2 separate regions of the Homo sapiens genome follow, and region 1 is linked to region 2. The links are chromatin loops, found by intact Hi-C in ENCODE. Cell type or tissue: OCI-LY7. All regions are shown on one strand. Each heading gives the region's core, and the rest is flanking DNA. Links, peaks and the distances in the headings are about the cores only.

Region 1 (4,921 bases), core at 775-3,274, 520 kb before region 2:
AAAGATGAGAAAATGGAAAATGAGAGGTCCAAACAGAAGATAAGTGCTAGCCCTAAAAGTGGTATTCAAAATGAGAGAAAGGTATAAATATGACACATTGAGAGATAATCGACTAGACCTGCAAAGACGAGGAAAAAAGTCACTTCACTGTAAGTAATTCAAATAATAAACAGAGGTTCCTTAAGGGAAGGGATACTATATTGGGGCAGAAGGTAAGGATGCATTTGGTTTTATAAGATGGTCATTGTAAGAGGCAAAATTGCATAAAGGTTGTAAGCATATACTTTGGAATCATACAGAACTGGTTAAACCAATTCCTAGTACTATGGCCTTGATCAACTTACTCCCTCTCAATTTCAAAATCCACATTTTCATCTGTCTACCGTGGATAACAACTGTACCTACCACATAATACATAATAATTAAATGAGTTAGTTTAAATAAATTTCTCAGTAGGGTAAGTAGCGCAAAGCATGCCCTATATTATATATTGGCTATAATTATTAATAACATCATCATTTTATGTAAGTGAATTCAGTATATATGATCTGAAAATAATATCTGTGGGAAGTAGTAACTGCTGAACTAAGACAGTGGGCAGTTGAAGAACAGGAATCGGAGAAGAAAAGATTAAGGAGGTAGAACCTATAGGATGTAGGTGGGGAAAACAGATGAGAGGGAGGAGTGATTCACCAAATTAGCCCTTTATAGTAGGAGAAGGAGACTATGGGGAAAAGATGGCGAGTTGCATTTTGGCGGTATTGAATGGGATGTCAACAATGAGCTAAACTGCACTATAAGAAAGCTCACTGGAAGAGAAAAACTTGCCTAACTGTAAAATGAAAAAAAAAATTATAGTATGTGAAAACATATAAATATAGAAGGTACATTTTAAAATAAACACACTGCCCTCAATAGTTTTATTAAAGAAACAAAACCAACACATACATTATTTTCTTTTATTTAATGTTGATTACACTATCAGCACAAAATTGTCACTGTTCCATATAAAAAATACTAACATTATCACTGTCTGTAAGCTATAAGGATAAGAAAAAAGAAAAAAAAATGCTTGGTAAACTGAAATCATCCAAGGTCATTTCTGTGGATATCATACAGGAACAAAGCTTACAGAGCCTAGGGGAATGACAAGTTAATAACAACTCTTTGATAATTCCATAATTGTTAAATTAAAAAATTCTTCATTGTGAATTAAAAGCCAATTATTTACTTTTAGAACACAAATGGACTAAATCATAAGGCAGAAATACGTGTTTATTTTCATGAAAAACAGAGCCATTATCACTACAGGAGTTGGAAGATAAAAACACCTCTAGTTTTCCTGTAACAGAAGTCTCCTCCAAATAACCTTCACACATCCCTTCCAATAAACTGCTTCCTGATGACCTCAACAGTACCATTTCCCCACTCCAGTCATATTCACTTAGCACTGACTAAAAATACAATGTTCAGAATAGCTGTGTACCGGTGAAATGATAAACTGGTAAGTAGAATTATTCAGTTTCAGATGACATAACTGGTTGCTTACGGGTTTGGGGAAGAATTAAAAATCTAAAAATTGCTTCTAGAATCTTTCCCTGAGAGATGATAACAATTTTTAACTGCACCACTCTGCTGCAGCTTTAAAAACATGAGGCACAAAAATACACTTTAATAACCTTAACTAGGAAGCAGGACTACGTAATCTTTGTTCTCTCACCAAATGTTCAATTCCTCATCTCCAGAAAGAGTCTCTGCACTTCGGGTTTCAGATTAAATGCTGACACAGGTGGCTCCATTAAGAGACAAATCAAGAATATGTATAATCCAGATGAAGAGGTTAAAATCCTCTGGACTGCCTTTCAGTCTGACTAAACCTGTAAAATCTATATTTAATAGCTGATTTTCCAGAGATCGAAAGATTTCTTTTTACATATGCCCTTGATGGAATTAATGAGAGGAGAGAAAAGCATATGCTTAAATGCCTGGGGGCAACTATAACAAAGGAAGAAATTACAGTTTATTAACGTAATTCCAGTACTCATAACATATTGCTTGCTCTAAATATCCCCAAAACAACATGCACTACACAATCAAATCTCTGTAACTAATATGCTTATAGACTTTCTGAGGGTGAATTTACTAACTAAATAATGGTCAAAATAATAGCTAACATTCAGACATCTGCTTTTAAAAGAAGCATCCCTTCCACCTGCTTCTACAGGCCACAAAGATACACTCTAGTTAACATATTACTGACAGGATGATGAGAAAGCTCCTGTCAGATGCTGGCCAGCCGGGTGTTTGAGACAAAATGCACAGCCCCAGCTGAATAGTTAGAGAAAGTCTGGTGAGGTACAATTATAGAGGCATATGACAAGGCTTCATGCCTGACTGATTTGAGAACCACTGACATGGCTTTAAACAGCAATCCAACCTACCTATGGTCACAAAACAGCAATAAGTCAACTGATACCCCCTTGTAATATCATGATTTATGCCTCTGCTTTGAATACACGAGAATCTAATATGATGTTCTGCTAGTCTACCAAGATTCGCTTGGGGCTTAAACATCTATGGCCTACCTACAGCATGGATAAAATCAATGTTCTTGTTCAGGATTACCAGAAACCGTTCCATGTGTACTTGACAATGTATAAATCAACAGAATAATGTATGAATCAACAGAATAAAAAAAAACTGATTATATCTCAATTCATTAAACTCAAACATGCAAAAATATAATAATAGGTACTAACACAATACCACACTTTAAAATATAGGGAGAAAACCTATTAGAATGTTGAAAACATAACAATATTCTTGATATCTGTGCTTACATATCTTAATTTTTTTAATTTTAAACTTTTCATCTTTTAAAGGTTAATTTTTTTTTTTTTTGACATAGTCTCACTCTGTCACCCAGGCTGGAGTGCAATGGCGTGATCTCGGTTCACTGCAACCTCCGTCTCCCGGGTTCAAGTGATTCTCTTGCCTCAGCCTCCCGAGTAGCTGGGACTACAGGTGCGTGGTACCATGCCTGGCTAATTTTTGTATTTTTAGTAGAGATGGGGTTTCGCTATGTTGGCCAGGCTGGTCTCGAACTCCTGACCTCAGGTGATCTGCTCACCTCGGCCTCCCAAAGTGCTGGGATTACAGGCGTGAGCCACTGCATCCGGCAAGAAATTATCATTTTTAACCACAAACAGCACCTAAAGAAAAGGAACCTCAAGCTAGCTGATTCTCTAATGAGAGTGTCACCACTAAAACCTACAGCAAGCTGTAAGGTTTATAATTATCATTCTCTTATAACTATGAAAAATCATGATTGTCAAAAAGTAAATAACTGAGACAAAATTTCTAAAACTACAATAGAATTATGAATGTTAGGCCACCTTTACATATATTCCTCTAAAAATTAAGAGTTGGGCTGTATACTTAAAAAATTAAAAATGGATAAAACGTTAATTTCGAACATTAAACACATTATAGTCTCCGTGATATATAAAAATATGAGTATAAAAAGCTTAAAAACAAGTAAATTCATTGATTTTACTTTTAATTTACATAAATTACTTTTAATTTATGTTAAGAAATGAGTCCTTGACCTTAAATGCCACTATGCATGGAATTTATAGCAGATATATTTTATATACTGTATATATAAAAGAATTATTCAAGACAGATTCAAGTAAAGCAGCTTCCTCCATAAAAGAAGACTAAGATCATGAAAGAGAACTTGAATTATGTTTCTTTTATCAGCCCAACGGTCCCAGAGAGTGAACCAAAACAGAGCTGGTAACTTAGAGGTGACATCACCATCAAGTTTTCATGAATTGTCATAAACAGTTGATAATAAATTGACATCAAACATAGAAAACAACTCCCCCAAAATACTAAGCCTTTATGATAACAATTTGTTTTTAAAGCCAAATACTAAGTTAAAAGATAGTAATGTTAATTTTTACTCTAACTGCAGATGTAGACTATTATAAAATTAAATGTAGAGGCCGGGTGCGGTGGCTCACGCCTGTAATCCCAGCACTTTGGGAGGACAAGACGGGTGGATTGCTTGAGGTTAGGAGTTCGAGACCAGCCTGACCAACATAGTGAAACCCCGTCTCTACTAAAAATACAAAAATTAGCTGGTTGTGGTGGCAGGCGCCTGTACTCCTAGCTACTTGGGAGGCTGAGGTAGGAGAATATCTTGAACCTGGAAGGCAGAGGTTAGAGTGAGCCAAGATTGTACCACTGCACTCTAGCCTGGGCAACAAAGTGAGACTCTGTCTCAAAAAAAAAAAAAAATTAAATATAAACTATTATAAAATTATAGCTCATAATTACTAAACATATATTCTATGCAGATATCATTCTAAGCACTTTATATATATGTATTTCCTTAATCTTTACATCAACCCTATGAGATTAAGGCTACTATTGCTCCTACTCTACACTTAAAGAAACTGAGTCAAACAGATTACTTGGTCATTAAGAGGTGGATATAAATTAAATAAAACACCAATATTTTTCAAAAACATATACTCAGATTTATTTCTAATACACAAATACAGTAGCTTATGCTTCACTCACATAGCTTATTCCCTCACTTTCTTTGGATCTCTGCTCAAATACTACCTCACTGAGTTGGGCACAGCGGCGTGTGCCTATAGTCCCAGCTACTTGGAAACCCAAGGCAGGAGGATCCATTGAGCCCAGGAGTTTGAGACCAGCCTGGGCAACATAGCAAGACCCTGTCTCAAAAAAACAAACAAACAAAATACTACCTCATTGGAGAGGCCTTCCTTACATAAAATGGAAACCTGTCCATCACTGTCTACCCTGTAAACCCACTCACTTTATCCATTATGTAACCCTAGCTAATAAATAATTGCTATTTGTTTGCTCACTTGTTTACAAACTG
Region 2 (4,921 bases), core at 1,264-3,763:
AGAAATTGAAAACTGAGGCCAAAGTCAGAGAAGGGTAGCCAAAGGAAAACAGAGAAAAGTGACAAGACCGTATGACCGCAGAACAGTGTAAGGAAGCGAGCACAACCTAGAGGATGCTGCCTTGAGAGCTAAAGAACTTCTGTTGCCTCTGTTACACTGTAGGCCTTCACTCCTAAAACCGCAGCATCCTCTATTTAGTCTTGCACTGGGAGCGTACTGGGGTCGCGGAGAGATGATGTATCGTGTTCTCACCTTGCTGTAGTCCTCACTGGGGAGAAATGCTAAAAAATATACTTAGTTTACAGTAAGATACATGTTACTGTCCTTGCGCAATTCTGGTGACTGAACTGAAAATCAGAAATACACAGAAATAAAATGATTATTCTCCTTTGAGGTTACTGAGCTCAAGGATGCAATTGAAAACACCACATTTCCATAGTTTGTAGAGCCTAATGTACCCATCATAATGGGAACCACTGTTTCTAGTTCCTCCTCCAAGGAATTTACAGTTTCAAGGCTATGCACACTCCCTCCAGGCGACAGCAGTATGTCTTGTCAGGTTGCATTAGAGAATTAAAGTACAGAGTATGTGTATTATAAATATGTTCTGTTCAGGACCTTGAGCTGCTGGTGGTGTGGTCGAAGAATGGCATAGTCCTTGCACTCAAAAGCTACAGTATGTTTGGGACAACCGGTCAAACCCTGAAAACGGTGAACAGTAAAACAGGAGATACAGTTAACCCTCTAATGCTTTGTGGCAACTCTTGTTGAATGGCCGCTGAGTATTCTTGGTTTGTAACACTTGGTGATGGCCAAGTGCTCTTGAAACAGCTAACTTAAAATCTCAGCAGTTATTTTATTTCCAGAGGAAGGAATTCTCTCTCCCTCGGCGAGATCCAGTCCACAGCTTGCTTCACTCTTAGAACAGCGGCATCCTCTATTTGGTCTCGCACGGGGAACTTGCTGGGGTAGGGGAGAGGTGTTAGAGCTTTGAAAAAGCTTTGCCTCTCGGAGGAGTCAAAGGGGCAGTAACTGTATGGGGTGAGAGGAAGGCCTGCGAAATAAAAAGGCAAAGGAACCGTTTGAGGAGGCTAGTTGCCTTCTCGGGGCCGGTGTGTGTGCGGGGGTAGTGTTAAGGGGGAGGAAGGAGCCCGGGAGCCCGGAGGACCCTCCCGGAGGTGCGGGCCTGAAATTCCGCTGGGTGCCGGGAGGCTCCGCCCTCCGGAGTACTGACGGCCTTCGCAGCCAATGCGCAGCCAGGACCTCGCGTTCGGGAGGGCGGGTACTTCCTACTCCAGCCCTGGGCTCGGAGAAGGCCGCGTTAGTTCTTTTTCTAGGGATGTCTGCGGAAGGGGCGCCAGGCTGAGGGCCAGCCTGGAGAAAGAAAGAAAGGAAGGAAGGAAGGAAGGAGGAGGGGGGCTTCAGTTTTCCCTGAGCCATCCTAGGTGTCCCGTTTCGTGATTCAGCTGCACCTAGAACTTAACTACTACTGAAAGTTTATAGTAGATTAGAAGCGAAGTTGGTCAGCAGACTAAATATAGTCCATGTGACTGAGGCGGGTTTTACTCTGAAATTACCTGAAAATGAAAACCACTAAATGTCAGAATCTAAATCGTTAGGCGTTTTCACAACTTCTTGGGAATCTTTCCATGGTTAAAAATCTTACCAATTTAACAAGACTAACTTTATTTCTAAGCGTACAGACTCATTTTATAGTCTGAACTAGTATTTAGGTTTATTTATTTAGATAATACATGTAGCACCCACCATTGCTTTCCCCCTTTCATATTTTCCTGTCTGGACAATTTCGAGTTCATTTCCATCCCAGTAAAACAGCACTTACCCAAAGAATGAGGAAAGCACATATGGTATGATGGCAGTGTACTAGTAGAGGAGGGGAGATTTGATGCCTCTATAGCTAACATACCTGATTAATAAATTTAAAAAAAAATTGCATCGTAATGACCAGAAGTCCAGTGCAGTTACAGTTTGTGTAAATAAGTACTTAATCTCATAAGGACCTCATGCCCCAAATCTTTCCTGGTGCTTGCAGTTGATAGTTTTGGGCTCTGACTTACTGTAAACATTTAAGTATTCTTTTTTTTTCCCCTCAATTATTGCGCATTTACTGAAATATAGACTTCTTTTTTTCACTTAAATATGTGGTCTGAGATATCATTAGAGACTTTTACAGTGTTTCCAGAACTAAACACTATTTTCCTAGGAACTATCTGATGTTTTAAGAATGTACCTCTGTAGTATTACAAATGTCGCCACCATTCAGGGTACCTGAGAACTGGGCCTGAGAGCAGGGCCCAGTTAAGTGTTAGTGATTACGCACTTTTGGGGAAAAAAAAAGTAGGTAATTCCAAAATTTCTTTCAGGTTTTGTTTCCCTTGATTTTTTTTTTTTTTTAAATAGGCTTTGGTATTTTAAAAATGCACAGTGTAGTATTTAAAAAATACACAGTGTAGCTGCAGCTGCAGCTGCACAAAACAGCACTCTGTCCTCATTCCCGGTTTCATTCACATTTAAGTGTTTACCCCTTCGAATTTTTGTTGGAAAACTACGAGGGTAGGTATTTCAGTGCATCGTCTATAAAACATATTAAACTTAATGTACGACTTAAGGGTGTCTTGGAAATGCCATGTATGATTACTGTTTGCTCCGAATTGTTTTATCAGCACTTCATCAGGATTTATGTAAATATATAGCAAGATGTTTTAAGACGCATTTCTTTACCCTTTTGAGACTTTTTCAATTTAATTCTCCCCCCTCCACCCATTTTTGTAGGGAATATGGATGAATAACATTTGGTTACATAATTGTAATCAAATATATGCATTTGTATAATATAATGGCAGTTCAGAATTTTTAAATTGATACAATTCAATCTCAGAGTTATAAAACTTCTAAACTGCTGAATTCTCCTTTGGTAATTAATAGTTTGATTATTCCTAGGTGTTGTGTATTTTCACAAAATTTTTTTTATTCTGAAGAAAACACTTACAGAGTATATTTCATGCTTTTCAGTGGGCAGTGGGAATGAGAAGGACAGATGATCATGAAGCATTCCTTAATATTTTTGAGCAGGATAACTTCTTTTTTAACCTTTGTCAAAATAACTGCCCTGCCATACTATTTAGGTAATGAGGTTATACAATGAGTGGTTTTGTTGTAATAGCTATCAAAGTGTTAAGCGGAACAATATATAAATGAATAAAACTGATTTTAGTGGTCTATAAAAATTGAGAAATACGTGTTTTCTGTTACATAATGGAAATAGGCCTTTTTGTAAATCTTATTAGTAGTCTTCTGTTGGTAGTGGGTAAGGGCTACTTTTTCAATCCAGTCTGCTTTTTTATAGAATAGTGATTCACAATTTTTTTCTCTGAAGGATCACATGGTAAATATTTCTGGCTTTGTGAGCCCTGTGATTGCATCTGCTGCCATTGTAGCCAAATACAGTATCTGACCAAGTGGGCATAGGTGTGTTCAAATAAAGCTTTATTTATACAAATAGGTTGGTAGCTTTCCCCCACTCTAGAAAATAATACCAGAGGTCTAAATGTGGTGCTATGCCATTGATGTTTGGGTTGATTCGGAATTTTCCACAACAGCGTTTTATAATTATTTTTGTGCTTAGACTCTTGTGACAATTTGTTGATCTTCCACAGTTCCCTCAGAATAATACCCAGCTGTCCATTCCCAAATTTTGTGTTTCATTTCAGAGTTTGTCAGCATAAGAACCTCTTTTAGGTTTATCCATGTTTTCAGGTTTCTTCACCATTCTTTGCTTCTGGAGGATCCCACTCCTATCCTGTGACATTGAATGAATGCCTGTCTGTGGCTCCCTGCTTCTGACTAAAGCGACATAGAATCTAATGTCAGTCATTTGTCTTTACTAAATGAAAACTACTAGACAAAGAAACATACCAAAACTTACTCATATGTTTCTTTGTCTAGTAGTTTTTATTTTAAGCCTACTGGTATGACTACCTTTGTCTACTTTAGAGGGAATTTTTGACATAAGCAAGGGGTTGGGCAAATTTTTTTCTTTTTAGGAAACATTAACTTAGTCTTTCAAAAAAGACTCTCCCCCGCCCCAGTAAAAAATATTGGAAAGAGCCTGTGCTTTAGCAGAGGGCCTACAGTCAAGGTATGTTTGGCCTGGGGTAGAGGTACTTCTGACCTTTGCTCTGAAAAGAATTAGCTGTAGACTTACCTGGGTGTAGCTACTGAGTAGCATAGAGCAGAATGGAAAATGCAACAGCTTTGTGAAAAAATTACACAGTACACTTTCTCAGCTCTAGTCAGGAGTGGGTTTTGTGTGTGCTGGACTTTTGACCCCTTAGCCCTCGGGGAAGCCCAGGTAGGACCTGGGACAATCAGAATTCCTGGCTAGTTGCCACCAGCTACAAGCAGTCTCTTCTCTTTATCTGACCCTGCTGCACATATATTATCATTATCTGTGTTTACCATGATGTGGAAAAGACTAGGCAGAAAACTCCAGGGTTGTCATTGCCTACTTTATGACCTTGGTTGAGTTGCTCATTTTATTCAGACTGTAGTTGTCGCAACTCATAAAGTTGCCTTGAGGAGTAAATGAAAATACCTTTGTAAATGTATGGTAGCAGGCCCAGTGTTAGTTTCATTTCACTTACTTCTCTATTCTTAGGACCTTCAGGGGTGGGAAACACATCTCCTGTTGTCAGTTTGTTCTGATGACAGGCCCTGTCACCCACTCTGCCTTGGCCCAGTTTTGTCTTAATGGGCTGCTTCCCACTTCTGCCATTTCCACTTCCTCTGCTTGAATTCTCCTTTTCCTTTGCCCTGTGATTTCCATATTCAAAATTTAATGGTTCCTACATTTGAGTTAGTTTTTATGACTTTCTTTGGAGTGTGGGGAGAGCCAGCAAGC

Evidence for each region. Hi-C counts contacts between places; a loop is a spot of excess contacts. Peaks named below come from ENCODE experiments on the same cell type or tissue, not always from the same donor. Only the 100,000 strongest peaks of a DNase experiment are listed, where the experiment ranks them.
Region 1: a loop joins it to region 2, with 3 times the contacts of the local background. A loop is called at or near these places in 2 of 110 quality-filtered maps.

What each region holds. Positions count from the first base shown.
Region 1 is chr1:197,636,183-197,641,103 of GRCh38, forward strand. The region is part of intron 10 of DENND1B (DENN domain containing 1B); the gene reads right to left. Among named protein-coding and RNA genes, the nearest start is that of DENND1B, 140 kb to the right of the region's middle. In OCI-LY7, for the core only: no CTCF peak of the experiment used is centred there; a DNase peak (open chromatin) is centred at 2,319; H3K4me3 peaks cover 1,901 bases; H3K27ac peaks cover 2,500 bases.
Region 2 is chr1:198,157,914-198,162,834 of GRCh38, forward strand. The region is part of intron 1 of NEK7 (NIMA related kinase 7); the gene reads left to right. Among named protein-coding and RNA genes, the nearest start is that of NEK7, 3.4 kb to the left of the region's middle. RefSeq lists an enhancer at 1,350-1,569. In OCI-LY7, for the core only: CTCF peaks have their summits at 2,248 and 2,447; no DNase peak of the experiment used is centred there; H3K4me3 peaks cover 985 bases; H3K27ac peaks cover 670 bases.